2 separate regions of the Homo sapiens genome follow, and region 2 is linked to region 1. A link is a loop called in an ENCODE intact Hi-C map of the cell type or tissue named here. Cell type or tissue: A673. All regions are shown on one strand. Links, peaks and the distances in the headings refer to the core of each region. The heading gives the core; the rest is flanking DNA. Region 1 overlaps BBOX1-AS1 (BBOX1 antisense RNA 1). Region 2 has its middle 29 kb from the start of BBOX1-AS1.

Region 1 (11,121 bases), core at 5,493-7,992:
CACGCCCCCACCCCCCACTCCATTGTTACCAAGGCAGCTGCTGGTGGTCAGCATTGCCTGACATTCACCAGGGACTTGACCTCAACAAGAGGAACACTGGACAATACTTCCATTTGCCTTGTTAGTACCATGTGTTCCTTCTCGTTTGTCTTGCCTTGCTTCTTATTTCCTGTCAATCTCCCCGTCCTTTGACCAGCCACCTTTTTGTGGCTAGGGGACTCCATCAGCTTTATCAGCTCCTAACTGCCTTCTAGGATCTGAGCCCACCCCTGTCCCCCATTGTTTTCTGCCAACCAGAACCTGTGTCTTTCTGGTTCATAGAGGTTCCCCCAACTTTTCAGCCACTGCTGCCTGTCATCACAGGAATGCTCCCACCTTCTCCCTACGTCATGCAGACCTCTGCCACCCCTTCCTAGCTCCCACCCTGACCTCTCAAGAGAGGGAAAGTGACTGATGTGATTGATCAAAATTCTAGAACATTTTTCATGTCACATTTTCTTTGGGGGTAAGATCGCTATGTGTTAAAGGCACAAAGCTATCTGTCCCATTATCTTCATATGGCTGGGAGTATACATCCAAGTAGGCCAAATGTATTACATCTCCATATGCTTGTCTGAGCATGCTGCTGTTTGCCACTATATAGAATTGAGCTGGTTAGAAGGATTCAGATTCAAGTCTTTTGTGAGATTTAAAGCCCAACTTAGTCTTCAAGCTTAAGACAGCACTTTCCCCAGCATTCTGCACTGAGGGCTATTGGGTACATGTGGGACTAATTACATCTCCATTTAGGTTCTATTCCTTGACTCCATTTTCATCAAGAAATCAACTGGGAAAAGAACTGACTGGTGGAGTAGATCTAAGCCTTCCCAGGTCTCTGGGCATAAATGCATTAAAACCTCATCTCAAGTCCTAACACCTCTCTGAACTTCCTCCTTGATGCCTGGTCCCCTTTCCTCTGTTCCCAGCCATTCACAGGTTCCTCACCCTACGGACATCCCCTGGTGTGACAGAACACAGAAGACAGGCTTCTGCTCCTTTGGGCCATGACCTCAGCATGCTTTTCTCCTGCTTTCTTCTATCTAAATCCTACTGTCCCTCAAGGCCCACCCCAAATCCCTCCTCTACCTGAAGTCTTCCATTTTCTCTGTCGTGATCCTCTGGTTCACATAGCACTTAATTTTTCATTCAGTTATGGCATTTATTTCATTCTGCCTCATGTTCCAAAAAGTTGTTTACAACAGGTCAGTCTTTTCCACAAGACTGGAAGCAATTCAAAAGCAGGAAGCCTGCTTTAATCATTTCTGATACCCCCACCTCTACCATGGTGCTTTGCAAACCACAGATACACAATCCTGTATGTATATGGGTCAAGTTGAATTGTTCAAAGAACCCAGTATTAGAAATTCCTGGAGGGCTAGACATCGTGTGGGCCTTCTGAAGCACAAATGGAAAACACTTTGCCCACAGTAGGAAGGAATTCATCAGGAATTCATCTTGGGCCTGCCTGTGAGTCCACTTGTTTTCCTCATTTTTAATTACAAACAAGCTGCCTCATGTGTTTTCTTTTTCTGCTACCAGAACGTACTGTCAATGAGCTTTGTTTTGGTCCAAATATTGATGCAGCAAGTGTTCGTCAGCAAGTCTGAGCCCTGGTTCCAGCAGCGTGTTGAGGGATTCCAACACTTTGGGCCAATAGTCAGACTTCGTTATGACTTCCTGCTCCTCTCCAAAGGCCTGGTGGGGCACGTAGGATGTAGTGGAAAGAACACAGAGTGCAGAGACTGAAGATCCAAGTTGCAGACCTCCCACTTGCTTTTTATTTGACCTCATGCAAGTTCCTTGAGGTCTCTGAACCTTGCTTTCTTCATCCATAGGTGAGTTCATATGAAAAAGCAAGTATGGAAATATTTTCTAGACCCTAGGTCTCTGGAAAGTTAAGGTGCTATCTTGTATATCAAACAACTTGGTCTGCTAAAGGAATAAATGTGTCCCTCCCAGGCAGAAAACTGCTGTGGCCCACTTTTGGGTGAAAGTTAAGTAACCACTGCTAAAAGGCAGCTATGAAGAAAAGGTCAGCTATTGTCTCTTCTGGGAACTCATCAAAAACATAATTGCTCAATGACTGGAAAATATGCCCATTTGTAAATGGGTGGCTGCTGTCTTCCCACTCTTTGCCAAGACTCTCTCATCATCAGCTTGACTGTAAGGAGAGAAACTCCGAGCAAAAATGAGTCCTGCCTCAGGGTACCTCTGGAGAGACTTCCACATTGCTGTTGGCTCCTCTGCCAAAGATATTCTGTCAAGTTCAGTTAAGGAGCCCCAGACAGTATGGCTGTGTTACCACACAAGATTTCTGCGCTTGCCATATGCACGCAGGTCTGCAGAGCCAGCAGCCAGCAGCTGTGTTTACAATTTCCCATCACCCTTGTTAATTAATGAATTCATTTTGGGCCTATTACTTACCCTGAGTAGGCTTCTGCAGCATGGGGTGGCTGCGGGTCATCCCTGCAGGAGAGCCATATGACAACTGGGCACTGTTTATTGTTGTTGTTGTTGTTGTTTTTGAGACAGAGTCTTGCTCTGTCACCCAAGCTGGAGGGCAGTGGTGCATCTCGGCTCACTGCAACCTCCACCTCCCGGGTTCAAGCGATTATCCTGCCTCAGCCTCCCGAATAGCTGGCATTACAGGCGTGCACCACCAGACCCGGCTAATTTTTGTACTTTTAGTAGAGACAGGGTTTCACCATGTTGGCCAGGCTGGTCTCAAATTCCTGACCTCAGGTGATCCCTATGCCTCAGCCTCCCAAAGTGCTGGGATTATAGATGTGAGCCACCATGCCCAGCTTAGGCACTGTTCTTGATTGGAGGCAGTGCAGGGTATGTCCCGGGGATGGGTGAAAAGGTGGTTAAGAGAACATAAAGCAATTTTTATGCACCAGGGCTAAGCATTGCCTTCCTCCATTACTAAGACCCAGTCAGCTTTAAAGAGGCTCTCAGCTTTTGTTTCCATGATTTTGAAGATAATGGTTTCCAAATTGCCAATGTGCAGCACATTTCAGATAAAATCCCAAACAAAATGTCTGTGAAGATATGAACTAAAATCATAACCACTTCCATTGAAATATTACTTATCCCCTGCATTGTAAAATTTTCCCATAAACCTGATCCCAAGGGCATAAAGAAGTGACTACCAGATCCCATGGCAATTCCAAGGGAGAAGAGAATCCTGTCTTATTTTCTAATAAGTCCTGCTTTGTAGTAGACTTTATTTTTGGAAGGCTCTAAAATGGGAAGCAGGGGAATAGGGAACTAGGAAATGAATTCAGTCTTTTACAGTTTTACTCTCTGGAAACAAAAGTGTCTACTTGTGTGGTTGTGATGGCAAATGAGTGGTATCCTCAAACCCCACTGCTCTGTGGGACCAGAATCAAACAAAAAGAACAGAAAAGGATTACTATCAAAATATTCATGAGGTTATATAAAAAAAAAAGTACCATGATTAGACAGTCTTTGTTTTTCATAAGAGACTATTCCTGTCTTTTAAAACAAAGATCTAACAAAGTCTTTGTGATTATCTAATAGAAAAAAATTTTTTGCAATACCAGAGGCTTAGTGAGCAGAATTGAACCCAAAGTTTTGCATTCTAATTCTGGCTCTATCACCAACCATCTGTGTAACCTTTGACTACTCCTCTCCCCTTTGGTTTTTACATTTCTCATCTGCACAATAACACTAAAAATAATTGGGCTCCTTCCCTTTTCAGGACTCTTGATTTCAAACAGAGGATGGAGGGGAAACTGATTTATAAACATAAAGGATGGCTATGATAATGAAGATTATATTCTAGGGCAGAATTTTAAACATTCTGTTTGTTGTTTTCCTTCTTAGAAAGATTTCTATAAAGCTATTTGTTTCAAAACTTAAAAAAAAAAGAATGTTAAATTTTATCCCATTGTATAATGTCTGGTGGATTGGGGTATGTATGTATTTAAGTTTTCCATCCAAAACATGATTTACAAAGACAGGTAAGGAATACATCCTTTAAAAATTTTATGTATTTTATTTTATTTTTTCTATTCTATTCTATTCTATTCTATTCTATTCTATATTTTATTTTATATTTTATTTTGATGGAATCTTGCTCTGTCTCCCAGGCTGAAGTGCAGAGGCTCAGTCTCTGCTTACTGCAACCTCCGCCTCCTGGGTTCAAGCAATTATCCTGCCTCAGCTTTCTGAGTAGCTGGGATTACAGGTGCCTGCCACTATGCCCAGCTAATTTTTGTATTTTTAGTAGAGACGGGGTTTTGCCATGTTGGCCAGACTGGTATCAAACTCCTGACCTCAGGTGATCCCCCCGCCTTGACCTCTCAAAGTGCTGGGATTACAGGCGTGAGCCACCGGGCTCAGACTAAAAATGTCATTTTAAAAAAGAGAAATAAAACAAATGTTAGCCTAATAAGAAGAATATGAATGAGCATTTTATGAAGTACAGCAAATACCAAGTGACAACAGATTGAGTGTGCCTAGGAAGTAAACTCCATATACACTGTCACCCCTAAATGAGCATAGATACCCTGGAGGGAATATATTGATATATTCCTAGGATCATCTAGACTCAACATTTATGTCAGTGAAATCAGCATTTTTGGATGGAGTCACATAATTTACTCTACAGTATTATCTTTATAGCTGGGAAAGAAAGAAAGAAAAGAGAAAGAGAGAGAAAGAAGGAAAGAAAAAGAAAGAAATAGAGAGAAAAAGAAAGAAAGAGAGAGAGAAAGAAAGAAAGAAAGAAAGAAAGAAAGAAAGAAAGAAAGAAAAAAGAAAAAGAAAGAAATTAAAACCTAGTTATGAAAGTTATTATGCTGAATGAAAAAAGCCAGTCTCAAAAGGTTGCACAGTGTATGGTTCCATTTATAATGACATTGTAAAAAAGACAAAATTACAATAGCAGAGAATGATCAGTGGTCAGCAGTGATTAAGGGTGGAAGCAGGTGTGCCTACTGAGGAATAGCACAAGAGAGTTTGGGGGCTTACTGAACTGTAGTGCATCCTAATTGTGATGGTGGTCACACAAATCCACACATGTCTTAAAATTCATAGAACTGTACAGCAAAAAAGTCCATTTCACTATACGATAATTTAAAAATAAAATTAACAAAAGTGATAAAATGCAAAAATAATCACATTGTTCAATTACATGCAGCAGAAGTCCAGCCTTGACCTCTGATATGTCACTAGATTTATTAAAAAAAAAAAAAAAAGTTTTACAGTGGCTCTTTTCTAACTTTAATAAGCACATAAAATCCTTGGGGCTTTGGTTAGGATGAAGATTCTCATTCAGTGGATCTGAGATGGGACCTGAGTATAATAACTAGGTGATGCCCTTCTGTGTCTGTAGACAACACTGAGAGATGTGTAGGCTTTGTATTATTTAATTCATTTAAAGCAATTATGGCAAGTATGTGTTGTTTAGAGCAATTATGGCAAATATGTGTCATATGCCAATCACCCCCATTCCTCACCCATAGCAGAGATCACTCATTGTTCAAACATAAGTTCCTCCTGAGCCTAAATATGCCCATTAGATAGAGCACTGTAGAGGGCAGGCGCTGCTTATAAGAGTGGTCATGTGAGATGGAACGTGGAGGACTGATGTTAGTCCCATCCAGCGGCATTACAGAGAAATCCACCAAGAAAACTCACATCCTTTCTGGGGTCTTACTGTCCTATCTCCAAAACTCTGTGTGTTCTAGACAAACTAGCCACAGTCAATAACAGATATATCTTTCCTTCCAGCTAAGATAAGCAAGCTTGTCTTTCTGACCAGTCTGTCAGAAGCCTAATTGAAAAATAAAATTAACAAATGTGGTAAAACGCAAAAATAGCCTAAATGACTTGAGGGCAGGGACGTATCATCCACTTCTTTTGGTAATTCCCTTCTTACTACTTTGAGCCTCAGTTTCTGCATTTATAAAATAAGAATCATAATCTTATCTCGTAGACTTGTTGTGAGGACTAATAAGATAATCAACACGGAGCTCTTAGAATAGTACCCAGCGCAGAGTAAGACTCAGTATTTGGCTACCGTTATCGTTATTCCCCCAGCAATGGCCAACATGGTGCCATGCTCATGTTCAAAAACAGGCTGGGCATGGTGGCTCACGCCTGTAATCCCAGCACTTTGGGAGGCCGAAGTGGGTGGATCACTTGACGTCAGGAGTTCAACACCAGCCTGGCCAACATGGTGAAACCCCGTCTCTACTTTAAAAATACAAAAAACTAGCAGGCCATGGTGGCACCCTCCTGTAGTCCCAGCTACTTGGGAGGCTGAGGTGGGAGAATTACTTGAACCTGGGAGGTGGAGGTTGCAATGAGTCAAGATCATGCCATTGCACTCCAGCCTGGGCGACAGAGTGAGACTTTATCTAAAAAAAATAAAAAATAAAAAAAAATAAAAAAAAACACTGCTATAGAGAAGCCAAGAGAATGAAGCAAACACTGAATTTGAGCCAAAGGACAGAGGTCATAGTATCAGCCTTCTCCCTATACCTCTCTGAACTTTCGTTTCTTCTTAGGTATAATAAAAATTGGATAGTTTTTTTTATTAATTTCAGCTCTGACATTTTGTGAATTGATAAAATTCTATAACACTCCTGTGAAGCGTCCAAGCTGTTTTCGAAATCCTGAATATCCAGTTGAGAGCAAAAGAAAAAAATTATAATACTTCCAAAAATTAGTTGAGGCAAAAATTGAGTTAATTACCACTTGACTTATTGGTTTTCTGCCACTGGAGGGCGTGCAGTACTTGTTTGTAAAATGGCCTTCTAGGTTTTAGCTCTCTTGCACACAACTTCAATTTCAGTCCATTGAATTGGAATCAAAGAATCAAAGAAACCACCTCCTTCCTTTGACAGAGTTAATAGGTAAGGAGGTACAGCCTGCAGAGACGATGTGAGTTAGAAAACTCAACAGAGAGAAGTGTGCTTAATCTTTCTGATGCCAATTCTACTACCTTTATTTCTCCATAATATTATCCCTAAACAGCCCTTCATGCCACATCCTCTCTTAACTTTTTTAAAGAGGAACTCTTAGGAGATTGTGAGCCCATCTCTTCTCCTCACTCCTGCACATGGCTTCTCCAAGTTCTCTTTTCTTTTTCGCAAACCTCCAGCAGAAAGCAGGGCCTGGGCCTCTTTAATACGGCCCTGGCATACTGAATGGGGTTAGTACATAAACAGCAAGGATCCATTTAATGGGCTCTGGCAGATTCGCTTCATTCTTGATCTGGGATGTGAATGGTGCAAAAGGTAGAAGAGAAGGTGCTTTCCAGACAGCCATTTTTTACTGAAACTTATTGTCCATTAGCCTTGAGAAATGGAAATGGGTGGTACAATGGAAGTGAGACATAGTTCCTTCATTTAAAGAACTCCCAAAATAATTAGGGTGACTAAATATAAAATTGAGGGGTGAGAAGGGAAAATTCTTGAAGGGCCTTCAGAGATCAAGTTTTAGGAACACAGACTTACTCTCTTTTGCTACATGTGACTACCTGAAGTTCTATGTTGAAATCAATTGGGATGCCTCTTCCCAATTAAGAAAGAATGTGTGTTGCAATGAATCATTCATGTCTGCCAGGAGCATACGATGCAGTAGGATATGCATGCATTTACTAACCCTGACCTCTAATCCAGGACCCACTATTTTTCTCTTTTTTTCAGATTGGGAAACTAAGGCCCAGAGAAGAAAAAGGAAGTGGTCAAGGTCATTCAGCTAAAGGACAAGAGGTGAATTTTCAAAGCATTGTAACCCTGAGGCTGCTCGGTTCAGGGTACAGGGTCAACAGACAAGGAACACTCCTGTGTTTCTGTTCTCAAAGCCACGGGTGATTCTCTCACCTCAGCTAAGTAGTCCTGACACATTTTGGACCAATTTGTTTCTCTTTCTACAAATATTTTGTAATTCCTTCTCCCTTTTTAACTTTTTTCTAATAAAATTGTTGTTATGTATAAAAGAATGTGTGTAGCACACAAAGAAATAAAGTGTAAAAATAAAATAAACACAAATGATCCACCCCTTAATTTAAAAAAATAGGAACTACACATGTGTGCTTCCTTGACCCCACTCCCTACCTCCCTGCCAGGAGGTATCCACTCTCTTAAATTTTGCTTTCTTCATTCCCTTAGTTTCTCTTTCAAGCTTTAATACATGCATACATATCTTTAGACATTGCATTTTTTTGTTTCACTCATTTTTAGATGTTATACAAATGCAATCATGAAGCTTGCATTCTTTTGTAGTTTCATTTTTCACTTAAAATTATATTTCAAAGATTTCCAAAGTTGTAGCTCATTCATCTATAATAGTATTTCATTGTGTAAATATTCCATAATTTATGTATCCATTCTACTGTTGATCAATATGTGAATGGTTTCCAGGGTTTTTTAATTGTTAAGAATTTTGCTATGTTTTTTTTAATATTTCCTGGCACCCATGTGCAACAGTTTCTCTAGAGCAGTGGTTCTTCATCAGAGCAATTTTCCCTCTTCAGGGACATTTGACAATACCCAGACACATTTTTGATCATCACAACCAGAGGGACCCCTGGAGAGAAATGGGGACAAAGGGCTTCCTCTGGCTAGAAGCTAGCGGCCAAGGATGCCGTTAACCAGCCAAGAACAGCCCTGCACAACAAAGAATGATCTGGATCAAAATGTCAGCAGTGCGGAGTCTGAGAAACCCAGCTCTGGAGGATACACATGGGTTGAAATTTCTGAGTTATAAGTGTGCCAACTTCAAATTTACAAGATAGTATCACATTGCTTGCCAAAATGTACCAATTTCTACACCAACAAGGAGTATGTAAATCTCATCGCTCCATATTTTATCCAACACTTGGTACTGTTAGCTTTTAAAAATATATATATTGGCCAATCTAGTTGGAATAAAATGGGTGGAATATAGTATCTACTACTAATGAGATGAGCATCTTTTATATGACTGTTGGCTATTTATGTTTCCTCTTCTGTGATTTGCCTGTTCATGTAATTTTCCCATTTCTCTTTTAACTATGTTTGTTTGCATTGTTTGTATAGATTTCTGGATTTTTAAAAATATTTTGTATATTAATCACAATTAATTAATTATATCACAAATATCTTCTCCCAATTTGAGGAATTTGAGGTTCATCTTTTTTTAATTGTGCCTTTTGAGAACAGAAATTAATTCTAATTTTGATGTGGTTGAATTTATCTATTTTACATCAAGTACTTTATGAGTCTCATTTAATAAATCATTTCCTACCTCTGGGTCATATGGTTATTCTTCTATATTTTCTTCTAAAATGTTTAAGGTTTTGCCTTTCACATTAATGCCATCTGGAATTGATTTGGGCTATGATGTAAGTAAGGTAGAATAGAATCTTTCAGAACTGTCCTGCACCTCCCTTTGTCTAAGTCAATTTTCTAGGCTCATTCACTAGGACAAAGTCTTTTAACCACAGGCTTTACCCAAGGACTTCAGGGGAAGAAGAATCTAATTGGCCTCCTCCCCTATTCTTTTGGAGGCCTCACTAAATGAGCAGATTGTGAGGAATGAGCACACTGACCCCAGACTATCTGAGTTCCTTAGCTCCTACCTATGCCTGTTCAGCTTAAGATCTCTCTCCAGTGTGCCAAACAGGCTCACATCAAAATGCTGGGAACTTACTGCACCCAACCCATGAGCTCTCAATTTCTTAAAGAACTTCAGAAAGAAAAGGAAAGAAGTATTTACTAATGGTAGAACTGCAGGCACAAATAGAGGCAGTGGGGGCTGATTTAAAAAGGTCCCACCCACACTCACTCCAGAAAGAATAGGAGGTAGCTGCCTACTTGTAAGGAGAAAGGCCCACCTCTCCACATGTCCTGTGACTGTAGAGGAGAGTGTTACAACTGAGTCTGGTTCCACTCTACTCCCTGCTATGGCTTCAGCAGCCCAGTTCTCAAAGTTTAGTGCAGTAGCCAGAGCCAGCAATCGATGTGAGGAAGGTGCTCAGTGGTGGGCTGGGGTCAGTAGCACAGGTTCTAAGGAGTCAATTTTATGTACCCCCTCCCCACTTCGCATCACCTTGGCAGCTTGAAATCAACAACTGTGGGATCATTTGCAGTGTTTAATTGGCAAACACCACAAATCCAGCCTTCTCCCTCCTCCTAGTGCCTGCTGTTAAACATTTACCAGCACACCACTGAAAGCACTGCAATCCCACTCACTTGAAGCCCCCAGTTAGCAGATCCCCTGTGATTAGCTCTGACCCTGAGGCAACCCTAAGTGCAAGTCGGTGGCTCCACCTATTCAGTTATCTGCTGCCTTGGCCAGTCCTGATGCACTTCCTCCAAAACCTAGGGCTTCATGCAACCTATGTTGAAAACTCTTAGTTTTCCCCCAGCTCAGATACTAAATTGCAACGCCTTTAGCCTGTGCCCCTGTCATTTTGTCCTTGCCTGGACCACTATTGTAATAGATTCCTAACCAATCCCCATATCCACTCTTTGTGTCCTTCAATCTATTCTCCTCATTCTCTTCAGTGTGTTCTTTTACCCTGCACCGCAACACTCTTTTACTCAAACCCTCCAAGGGCTTTCTATTTGACTTAGAACAAAATTCAAACCTTGATCATTGGCCCTCAAGTCCCTAATCTGTCTATTCCCTGAATATTTCTCCAAACATGTTGTCTACTCTTCTCCTTCGCACTAAGCTCCAGCCACATGGACTCTTTTCATTTCTCAAACTCAACAGTCTTTGCAGTTGCAGCTTTGTAAGCCTGATAGCTTCCCTCTCCAGATCTGTATATGGCTGGCTCCTTCTTATCTCAGTACAAAGGTTATCTTCTCAGAAAAGCCTTTCTTGATCACCAGTAAAACTCTACCAATTCCCAACCCCACCCCAAGGCATTCTCTATCCGGCACTCTTTGTGCTTGTGTTTGTTTTCTTCCCATTCCTTATTACTATCTGAAATTACATTATTAATTGCTTTTTTGTTTACCCGTTTATTGTCTGTGTTTACCTCTAGGATCTAAGTACCAGGAGGTCAAGGACTCTGTCTGCTTTGTTTCAATCTGTGCCTCCAGCATTCAGCACAAT
Region 2 (11,121 bases), core at 5,711-8,210, 66 kb after region 1:
TGCAGCCTTAAACCTGACATTTGTGTTTTATGAAGCACCCTCGAATGAAACAATGCTCCTTTGCTGCCATAAGCACTTCTCACCATGTGCAAACCACAAAACCATCACTCAAAGTGCTGAGATTCACATCTTTGTGGGTGAGACAAGGAGGAGCCATATCTGCTCTTACCATGTCTCAGGCTCAGGACACTTGCCAGGGCAGCCAGATAGGATCACCAGGGCTGAGAAAGATGGTGTGATGTTCCCCTATGTGGGAGGCCTCCCAGGGAGGCAAGTGGTGACCTCACTGGGAAAATGAAAATGGTTCAAGAGAGAACACTTGTCAATAGAGAACACTGCCTGAATTTGAGACCAGTGAAGGGATTCTGTTTCCAACACCCTTTCAAACAAACAAACAAAGCTGTTTTCTATTAATAGTATTAATATATGGGGGAAAGATCCTACAGCCTGCTTCTTGACTGACAGATCATGATTCAGGCAAAAAGGATCTCAACTCCAGCTCTATATAAAGACACAGTCAGGGAATCACCCCTTAAAAGAACCAATTATAAAGTTTTCCTTGTAAAACCAGGGCAGAGATGTGCTCCTAGGAAGGGCAGCTCTTGGGACGACCCAGCCACAAAAGTAACCTCAACTTTTGGCCTCTGATATTTTCCTCCCTTCCTAGGATTTCTTTCATGATAATTCCAATGCCACCTATGGAGATTTAATGTGCCCTTTTCTCTGCTGCTGCAATGCAGATGAAGGAACAAAGGTTACACATTTCAAAAGGACCTCTACCTAAAATGCAAAAACATGATAGGGAGATTAACCAAAAAAAGTCAAAGCAAGCTAGAAGCAGGAGCAAGTTTCTGACTTTTCCATGGTTGACCTTCTAATTCTGTTCTGCTCTGAGCCCTGTTCTAGCCTAAAGAGCTCTCTTTGTGTTCTTAGTCCCCCAGCTCTTGAATGTGTGTGTTTCAAAAGATTGGGAATACCAGCTCTAGTGACAGGCAGTTTGGTGGGGATTTGTTATTCTATCACCATTAACACAAACTTATCACCTTTTCAAGTGATATATATTGAAAATGAGCTTAGCCAGACACATCACAGTGGGGAACATCAGAGAGCTGTCTTTTCTCTGGCTTATAGCAGGTAGACCCATGACCTTGGTTTAATTAGTAAGGGGCTCTGGCTAGCCCTTTCCTCTCTTAATGTTATCTCTTTGCCAATTTTTGTCCTATTCCCAATTATGTATTTTTGTTAGACACCTACACTTCATTTTTTTTTATCAACTCAGTATCAGAAAGTATCTGAAACTTGAAAAGCAATTATGGAATATTTTCCCAGTACAGTACTGGTCTTTATTATATAAGCTATTTTAAAGCTCTCCTGGAACATTTTTGTCCAGTAGAGACGGAAATAATTTCCTTCCCATGGAACAGATAATCTTTTTTTTTTCTTTTCTTTTTTGGAGACGGAATCTCACTCTGTGCCCAACCTGGAGTGCAGTGGTGCAATCTTGGCTCATTGCAACCTCCACCTCCCAGGCACAAGTGATCCTCCTGCCTCAGCCTCCTGAGTAGCTGGGATTACAGATGCATGCCACCATGCCTCAATAATTTTTGTATTTAGAACCAGAGAAATTGAGACAAATTCCTGTTTGGCACAATACAGATATAGATGTTAACAATAGGAATATTAATTGATACATAGGTTAGTATACACACATATATTTCCTTGCTCACTCAGCTGAGGGGGCTAGAAAAATAACACCCCAATAGCAATGGGCACTCTTAGCACCCAGATCTTGGTTTCTAATACCAGTCTCTAATAAAAAGAGCCAGAGCTTCATAGAGAAATGGCTGATTTCAGAATTGGGGCAAGAATTACACAAGATGAGTTTGAATCATCTTGTAGTACCAGAAAACAAGGAGTGAAAAAACTAAATACAAAATGATGGACCTACAGGAGCCAAGTGACGGAGCTCCCAGTGACCAAAGTTAGAACAATTTGAGCAACAGAATAATTAAAGTAGTCTTGAGTTATAAAATTAATATCAATGAGTCTATTTAGATATAAATAAATGATCAATCAATAAATAAGCAGGAGTGATAACACAAATATTACATGTGAAAGAATTCCAAATAATATATTTAGATACTCTGCCCTCAAGGAGGTGGAACATGACTCCTCAGTCCTTAAATGACATTTTTATAAAGATTACAGGATAAGAAAGATGAGAGAGGGAGGAGTGACATTACAGTGGAGAAATATGAAGAATAATTACTTCAGCCAGGGCACATGGTCAACATCAACAGTGATAAATAATGATAATATTTACCTTTCATATGATGTAACAAGAGTGGCACTTTACCTCTGTTGTCTTCCTACCAAACAACCATAACCCCAGTCTTATCATGAGAAAAACATAAGATGAATCTCAATTAAGGGACATTCTACTAAATACCTGTCTAGTACTCCTCAAAACTGTCAAGGTCATCAAAAATAAGGAAAGCTTAAGAAACTGTCACAGACCACAGGAGCCTAAGGAGATATGACAACTAAATGTACATTACATTTGGTAGCCTAGGTGGGATTCTGGAACAGAAAAAGTGCATTAGGTAAAAAAAAAAAAAATAAGAAAATATTTATAAACTATAGAGTTTAGTTAATAATAATGTATCAATATTGGTTTACTAATTGTGACAAATATTCCACAATAATATAAGATAATGTTAGGAATAAGGAAAAATTGATGTGGGGTGTATGGAATTCTCTGTTCTATTTTTGCAGTTTTTGTAAATCAAAAACTACTAAAAAATTTATTTAAATAAATAAGTGCATTAAAAAAACAAATAGAGATACTTTCTGCAAAGTATCTTGTCAGTGCCATGAAAACCTAAGAAAAACTCAGAAACTGTGATATTCTGGATTGGACCACAGAACAAAAAAGATACTAGTGGAAAAACTAATGAAATTCAAATAAAGCCTGTAGTTTAGTTAATAGTATTGTACCAAAACCAATTTCTTAGTTTTGACAAATGTACCACGAAAGTATACAGAAACTGTCAGCACTCTCTTTCCAACTTTTCTGTAAATCTACAATTATTTGGAAATTAAAAGTTTCAAGAAAAATTTTGTCTACATATTATATGATTCCAACTACATAACATTCTAGAAAGGGCAAAAATATGGTGACAGTAAAAAGACAGAGGCTGAGAGGGAAGAGTAATAAACAGGCCAAGCACAGAGGGTACATGTCATCATATACATATACAGAACTAATAGGATAGATATATATATAAAGGGGAGTTTATTAAGGACTATTAACTCACACAATCACAAGGTCCCACATTGGCCGTCTGCAAGCTGAGGAACGAGGAAGCCAGTCCAAGTCCCAAAGCTGAAGAACTTGGAGTCTGATGTTCGAGGGCAGGAAGCATCCAGCACGGGAGAAAGATGTAGGCTGGGAGGCTCAGCCAGTCTACTCTTTTCACGTTTTTCTGCCTGCTTTATATTCTAGCTACACTGGCAGCTGATTAGATGGTGCCCACCCAGATTAAGGGTGGGTCTGCCTTTCCTAGCCCACTGACTCAAATGTTAGTCTTCTTTGGCAACACCCTCACAGACACACCCAGGGTCAATACTTTGCATACTTCAATCCAATCAAGTTGACAGTCAGTATTAACCATCACAATACATTTGTCCAAATCCATGAAATGTACAACACCAAGAATGGACCCTAAGTAAACTTTCCCTAAGTAAACTATGGTTGATTATGATGTGTCATTTTAAGTTCATTAATTGTAACAGTTGTACCACTCTGGAGGGCAATGTTGATAATGAAGGAGGTGATGCATATGTGGGAGCAAATCTCTGTACCTCCCTCTCAAGTTTGCTCTGAATCTAAAACTACCCTAAAAAATGTAATCTAGAAAAAAGTTGATTAAAAAAAAATAGGTGAACCATGAAGAATAACAGATACGTGCAGACTAGAAGCAAGGAATACCACTGTCATTTGCCCATTGGAAATATAAAGTTGGCATCACTGAAATTAACATGTTTTTAAGAAGGAAATGATCACTCAGAGCTTAAGGAAGACTGCCTGAATCATAGCGATCCGCTAATGGGGATGGGGAAGTATAAGAATCCAGATAATACATCCTGTATTAGCATTTGTCTGGGCACAGTTCAAGCAAAAGCTCAAGGAATTCTGCTTTTCTTAGAACTCTTATTGACAAAATACACCTCTCTTAACAATCTCAAAATGAGTTGTCTATCCCAGGCATTGGCTGTTAAAGATAGGGACACAACAGTTAATGAGTTCTCCTTCAATTTTTATCCACTGACTCTTCAGAAGGCCAACCTCTACTGAATAGTCACAAAAAGCAGGGATTCTGTTGGGAGTGGGAAGAGCTTCTGATCCTTGCTTGGCTAAGCTTCTTCTCCAGGGTTTTCCCTAGGTAGCCAGAAAGAGATTTCCTGGAATTATTTATGAGGATACTGGAAGGTCAGCCAGAGTACGCAGTCCTGACAGTCATTCATTCCGCCTCTCTTACTGAAGTAATAATGCCATATATTGCTTCAAAAGAGCTACTCATATACTGAACACCTGGTATGTGCCAACTACGGTGCTAGATGATAGGGAAGAGGGAGTGAACTCAGATAAAAACAATAACACTGATGATGATGATAAATATGCAATAGCATGTGTTTCTAACCAAGCACTACTCTACAAGCAATGATGCATTTAATCCTTACAATAACTCAATGAAATTGAGCTTATTATTTGTATTTTACTGGTGAGGAAACTCATTCTCCCTCCAGGAAGCTAAAAATCATAGTAGCTTATTTAAGGTCAAACGTGAAGCATCAAGGTGTTTAAGAACATGGTCTTTGAAATCCAGCAGACAGAACCAAAGCTTAAATCTGTCTTATTAGCTATGTGACCTTGGACAACAAATTTCACCTCTTTCTCAAGTAGTTAATAAGTAGAGGATAAAATCAGCACAACTTTATTAAGTGCTTTGTTCATTAATATTGTCTGCCACAAGTTTGAGGAAGAAAGGGGCCTCACGCATGCCCAGAATTTGCCAAAATGTGCCAAGTGCCTTAGAGATATGAATTTACTTTATCCTCAAAACACAACAAAAGATAAGATTTTATTATTTTCTCCATTTCACTGATTAGGAAGCAGATGTTCAAAGAAGTTTAATTAACTTCCTGAAGGTCATCCAGCAAGGAAGTGGTCCAGCTGCAATTTAAGTCCAGCTGTGTCAGGTCCTAGTACATTGAATCTAAATCACTCTGCTCTACTCACTCAACATTACAGAAACGCCGTCATGGGCTCAATTCCTTCTAGGTAACATATTTTTCATTTTAGCTGAGGGTCGAACCCGAAAGTTTGTCTGTAAGTGGTATAACTTTTGGGCTGGGGGTGCCTTAATTGGACTGGGTGAAACTTTGCATCACTAATACTGGGATTCTCAGTAGCAGGCATCTTAGAAAGCAGAGAGCCTCCCCTCAGAAGCTATAATGATGCATTTTGAAGAAGAAGAGTGGAGGCAGATGGGAGAGAGAAGAAGGAAGGCACAAGAAGCCTGAAGGCATAGAAAGGAGGTTCTTTTGGATTTGGAAACAAACCTAAAATTGACACAATTAACCGTGGCCCAGCCCCTACCAAGAAGGCAATGCCTTCTGAGTTTTAGAGCAATTTAGGGCAAGGGCAAGGATACTAAATAGACTCCAACCCCTGCACCAACATTGCTTCCTGTTGGTAGCTGCTGAGACAGTTCTAGTAATAAGAAACATGAGGCTTTGCCCAGGCTTAGCTGGAAAAGTTAAAATAAATAAATAAATAAATGCCTCGGCCCATTATTATGATCTGCCACAAGTTTGGGAGCCACTCGCCTGCCCAGAATTTGCCGTTCCTCCTTAGGGGATGTCACAACCTGGACATAGTCTGCAGGAGGAGTTAACTGGTTCAGGTCCAGCCAGGGAGACTCAAAAGTCCCAACAGAACTCTGCTTCCGCCAACCTCACAAACAAAGGCAAAACGGCACTGACAATGAGAAAGGCTCTCATTTGAATTTCTTTGGTTTTAATTATTTTGAAAAGAGAGGCAGGCCACCAATGCCAAGACCCTTTAGGAATAACTAAAAACCAAAGAGATTCAGGCCAGCTGGAGGGGGCAGAGCGGGAAGTTCCAGCCAATTAGCCTTCCTTTGTGACATTGCGGCCCTTCATCCCACCCTCCGGAAGCCTTCATAACACTCATGTGTCAACAGGACCTTAGGGGAGGGGAAATAGCAGTGAGCCAAACCTCAAGAGTGAGGAGAAAAAAAGTAAAATCTGGAATTGCAGCTCCAAACTGGGCCCTTGAACGTTTAGCTGCTATCATTATTTTTTACAGAGCCTTCCCTGGGCTTTTCCTGACCACCGAGGACCAGGCCTCAGGGCTCCAGAGGCCTGGTCTTCCCTCTGCAGCCTTGCTATCGCCTTGCCAAACAGGCTCGTCCCACCCTCTCAAACTCTGCAGTCTTCCACCTCCAGCCTCCCCAAATGGATCAAGCTTTCCATGGCTAGGCTATTAAAGGGAAAGCAGTCCTACTGTTTCCTTTAATGAGCAGCTTTTACTAGGTGCCAAATGCCCTTTAAGGAGCCTAGAAACCCAAAGCAGTCTCCTGGGTTCCAGAAACCCCAGCCTAACCCAGAGTCAGTGGGAGGTAGAGACACAGACCCAGACTTCAGTCAAATTAGTCTCCAGGGAATCTGCTTAATCCGAGCTGTCGGGAGACGTGTGAGATGCTGGAGTTACCATTAACGCTGATCTTAGGCTCTGCTAGATCCTTGCAGGAATAGATCCAATCTCTCCAGGGCACTGGCTCCAGAGAAGGTAGTACAGGAAATCTCTAATGTCTTCTAAGGAAGGTGGAATCTGTTAAGCAGACACGCCTGTTGCTCTGTTGGGCACCTTGATGGATTCATGTGCAAAAAGGTGGGCATGAAGCAGAGTGTGAAATGAGAGAACACTGAATGATCCTACTTAATAGAATAAGGAAAAGTTAGAGTTTGAATAACCATCCAGGACAGAAGGGGAAGGTGGCCAGGAGAGGAGATGGCCTGAGGCTAGGGCCAAGCAACCAATACAAAGTCCTGGGGATAGGGGCACCTGAGGTTCAACTTACAGTTCTTTGTTTTTGGGCAATATAAACTGTTCTTCTATCCCCTAACCACATCTCAACATTTCAGTAAAATCTAATAAATACATACATGGCTTTGTGTGAGTATGGCCTTGTGCAAACCCAAAAAAGGCCTGAGTTTCACTTCTAGGTCAATATGGAAAAGAGATAGTTGTATGTGTTGCTAAACTCAGGTTGCAGCGGTTAGGGACCATGATGATACTGGGTTCAACCCCTAAGAATTGACTAAATCTTCTAGTGCTTTCTCCCTTTTATTCTAAGTGGAAAGTGAATTGAATTGATCATTTACCTTCTACCTTTTTCAATTTTGTTCCATGTTTAAGACATATTAGGGCACTATGGAAAAGTGGTAATGAATATAAACTTAGGATTTCAACAAATATGGGTCTGCGTTCCAGGTCTGCTTTAATGGCTATGTGATTCTAAGCCTCAGTTTCCTAATCTATTAAGTAGGAACCAATGACATATTCCATTTAATGATCATTCCTTATAAAGGATCAATGAGACAATCTATGTGAAATGTTTGCTGTGGTAACTGACACAAAGTAACACGCAATAAATGGTGGTTGCTCTCATCCACCTGTTAGTGATGATGCTGATAATGATGACAGGCACACTGACAAGGACAGTTCCTGATTGTAGCGCTCCTGTCATTGGGGAGAGGGAAAAAAAGGATGGCTTAAAAAAATTTTAAGATAAAAGGAAACAAATTTGGGAAATCTATTCTACTGCTCTGTATTGGTCTACAAGTGAGCACAATATAAGCTTTACTGTGCTTGTCTTGAGATGCAAAGATTGTTTCTTATCACAATTACCCTATGTGTGCTAACATGGGCACCACTACACACTGGCCAGGTTTGGCGGGGATATGAAAAGAAAAGAGGGCTGGGCGTGGTGGCTCACACCTGTAATCGCAACACTTTGGGATACCTAGGCGGGCAGATCACTTGAGCCTAGGAGTTTGAGACCAGCCAGGGCAGCATGGTGAAACCTTGTCTCTACAAAAGATACAGAAAGTTAGCTAGGTTTGGTAGTGTACGCCTGCAGTCCCAGCTACTCGGAGGCTGAGGTGGGAGGATCACCTAAGCCCGCGAAGTCTGGGCTACAGTGAGCCATGATTGCGCCACCACACTCCAGCCTGGGCAACAGAGTGAGATCCTGTTAAAAAAAAAAAAAAAAAGGAAAAGGAAAAGAAGAAGAAAAAGGAAAAGAAAAAGGGAAAGGGAAGGGGAAAGGAAAAGGAAAGGAAAGGAAGTTGGTGAATTGGATATGTTTTATACAGAGTCAAGTGAATGATGACCTCTGTCCAAAACCTCATAAAATCAAATGTGTTAGGCTTGGTTTTTCTCCCATGCCACCAAATCTTTCCTCTATTTTTTTTCAAGTGAATTATTTTTCTTCCTGGGAGAATCTTCATGTAATCTCCCAGGAAGAAAAATAACATATGTATATTCATAATACATATGAATATATATAAAAGTAATATATATTCATTTACTCAATTTGAATGTAATTAATTACCAGTTTCTACCCTCAGTGTGCCTTCTTGTAGAGAAACATTGTTCCTAACAGCTCTGGCCAATCTCCTTTCTAACACAGCTGCTTTACACTTCCTCCTTCTGGTCCAGCTGCCTTAGGGGAGACTGTTCGACAGAACTTGGCATGCACAGATTCCCAAGTTATCTTTGTCTGGGGCCCATCATTTTGTTTTCAGTCTGAAAAATAATGCCTCCTTCATGCTGTAGAAGCCAAGAAGAATTTATTTCCTTCCAAAGAGGTTTCAGGAGATCCTGTATCACTGACTTAGACAAATCAAGCTTGATTACATGCATTGTCTCCTTGTCTTCCCTCAAACAACACAAAACCTTCTAAAGGAAGGTTTAATGTGAAACTGAGACTTTCCAGTTTCACTTTTTCCATTCTACCTTCAGTACAAAAGCCCTACCTTGGAAAATGAGAGTGATAATTATTTGGTTAATCACAGGATTTCAGACTTTTCCAGTGAGCAATAGGGAAGGTGAAAATCGTCCTTTTCTAGAATCAATGTTTGAGGACACAAAAGCATACTAAAAGGGAAAGTCCCCTGAGGCCAAAGAAAAAATCAGTTGGCTTAAAAAATAAATAAAAATATAAGTGACAAGCTCTTTTTGAGGGGGGAAAGAGCCATTTTTCATGGCATGATTGGCATGACATTGATCAATGTTCTTTTTACTGTCCAAAGTCATTTTGAGGAGATTGGTTTCTCTCAAAACAAATCTATTCCGTACTCCATCATCACTAGAGTATTTCAGTAGTTTTTTTGCTAGCTATTAATCTTACCATTTGTTCTCTGCCCCTTAACTAGAGGAGAAATCTCATTTAATACAATGAGGTAAAAAATAACTTTCAAATCAGACTTGGTTTTTGAATCACAACTCTATCATCTAAATTTTATTATGTCTTAGTTTCCCCATATATAAAATAAGAAAATGCCTACATTATAGTTTTAAGGATTAAATAAGAAACTGAATTTATAATAGTAGCTAACACTTATTGCATGCAAAGTACCTTATATATGTTAATTAATCCTCCAACAATCAATCCCATATGGTATACACTATTATCAACTTCGTTTTGCAGATGAGACTACAGAGGCACAAAACAGTTAAGTAACTTGCTCAAGGTCACTCACTGCAACAGTCAGGGAGTACAATGGACTGAAAGTTTATGTTCCTCCAAAATTTATATATCAAAATCCTAACTTCCAAGGCAATGGTATTAGGAAGTGGGTCCCTTGGGAGGTGATTAGGTCATGTGGATGAAGCCCTCATGAATGGAACTAGTACCCTTATAAAAGAAACCAAAGCAAGACCACTTGCCCCCTCTACTGTGTGAGGACACAGTGAGAAGGTGCTCTCTAAGAAGTAGCAGGCTCTCACGAGACACAAATCTGCCAGCACCTTGATCTTAGACTTTCCAGCCTCCATACCTGTAAGAAATACATTTCTGGTTTTTTTTTTACAAGCCACCCAGTTTAAGGTATATTTATTTTAGCACTTTGAACAGACTCCATTTAAGGTATACATGTTTTAGCACTGTGAACAGACTAAGACAGGGAGGCAGACATGTTCAAAGGGGGAACTGAGAATGTTTAATAGTGACTGACATGGATTGGCTCCCTGTCCCCACCCAAATCTCATCTTGAACTATAATCCCCATAATCCCCATGTGTCGAGGGAGGGACCTGATGGGAGGTGATTGGATCATGGGAGCAGCTTCCCCCATGCTGTTCTCCTGATAGTGAGTGAGTTCTCATGAGATCTGATGGTTTTATAAGGGTTTGACAGTTCCTCCTTCACATGCGCTCCCTCTGCTGCCACCCGTGAAGAAGGTGCTTGCTTCCTCTTCCACCATGATTGTAAGTTTCCTGAGGCCTCCCCAGCCATGCAGAACTGTGAGTCAATTAAATCTCCTTTTCTTATAAATTACCCAGTCTCAGGTAGAATCTTTATAGCAGTATGAAGACCGACTAATATCATGGCAGATCCAGGGACTACCCAATAGAGTCATTCTCACCTCTCAGCCAGAAGGGACAAAAAGAGAGACCAGTATAGCTGAAACCATGTACACATGTGAGAGATGGTCATAGAGAAACCCAGCCACTGCCAAAACCACAGCTTGGCAAGAAAGAAGAAAGGGGATTAATATCCTGACCTCTCTTTTCTCTCTGCCTCTAATCTTCTGTCAGTACTTCTCATAGATCAAACTCAACTGGAAGTCATAGGTCAAGGGATCCCAGGTGACATTGGACATAGAGATCAGCATCCCAGGGCACAGAATAGGGCCCAGAATGGACAAGGACTTACAAGTGAAGAAAAACTAAAACACAGCAGAGGTAGGATTCAAATCCATATTATTAACCACTCACCCCATTGCCTTTTGAGAGTAAACCAGTTAG

The links. Peaks named below come from ENCODE experiments on the same cell type or tissue, not always from the same donor. Only the 100,000 strongest peaks of a DNase experiment are listed, where the experiment ranks them.
Region 2: a loop joins it to region 1, with 2.1 times the contacts of the local background. A loop is called at or near these places in 2 of 110 quality-filtered maps.

The regions. Positions count from the first base shown.
Region 1 is chr11:27,177,339-27,188,459 of GRCh38, forward strand. The region is part of intron 2 of BBOX1-AS1 (BBOX1 antisense RNA 1); the gene reads right to left. Among named protein-coding and RNA genes, the nearest start is that of BBOX1-AS1, 36 kb to the right of the region's middle. In A673, for the core only: a CTCF peak has its summit at 6,792 (motif pointing right); a DNase peak (open chromatin) is centred at 6,823.
Region 2 is chr11:27,242,626-27,253,746 of GRCh38, forward strand. No RefSeq gene overlaps it. Among named protein-coding and RNA genes, the nearest start is that of BBOX1-AS1, 29 kb to the left of the region's middle. RefSeq lists a silencer at 1-230 and an enhancer at 5,606-6,362. In A673, for the core only: no CTCF peak of the experiment used is centred there; a DNase peak (open chromatin) is centred at 6,706.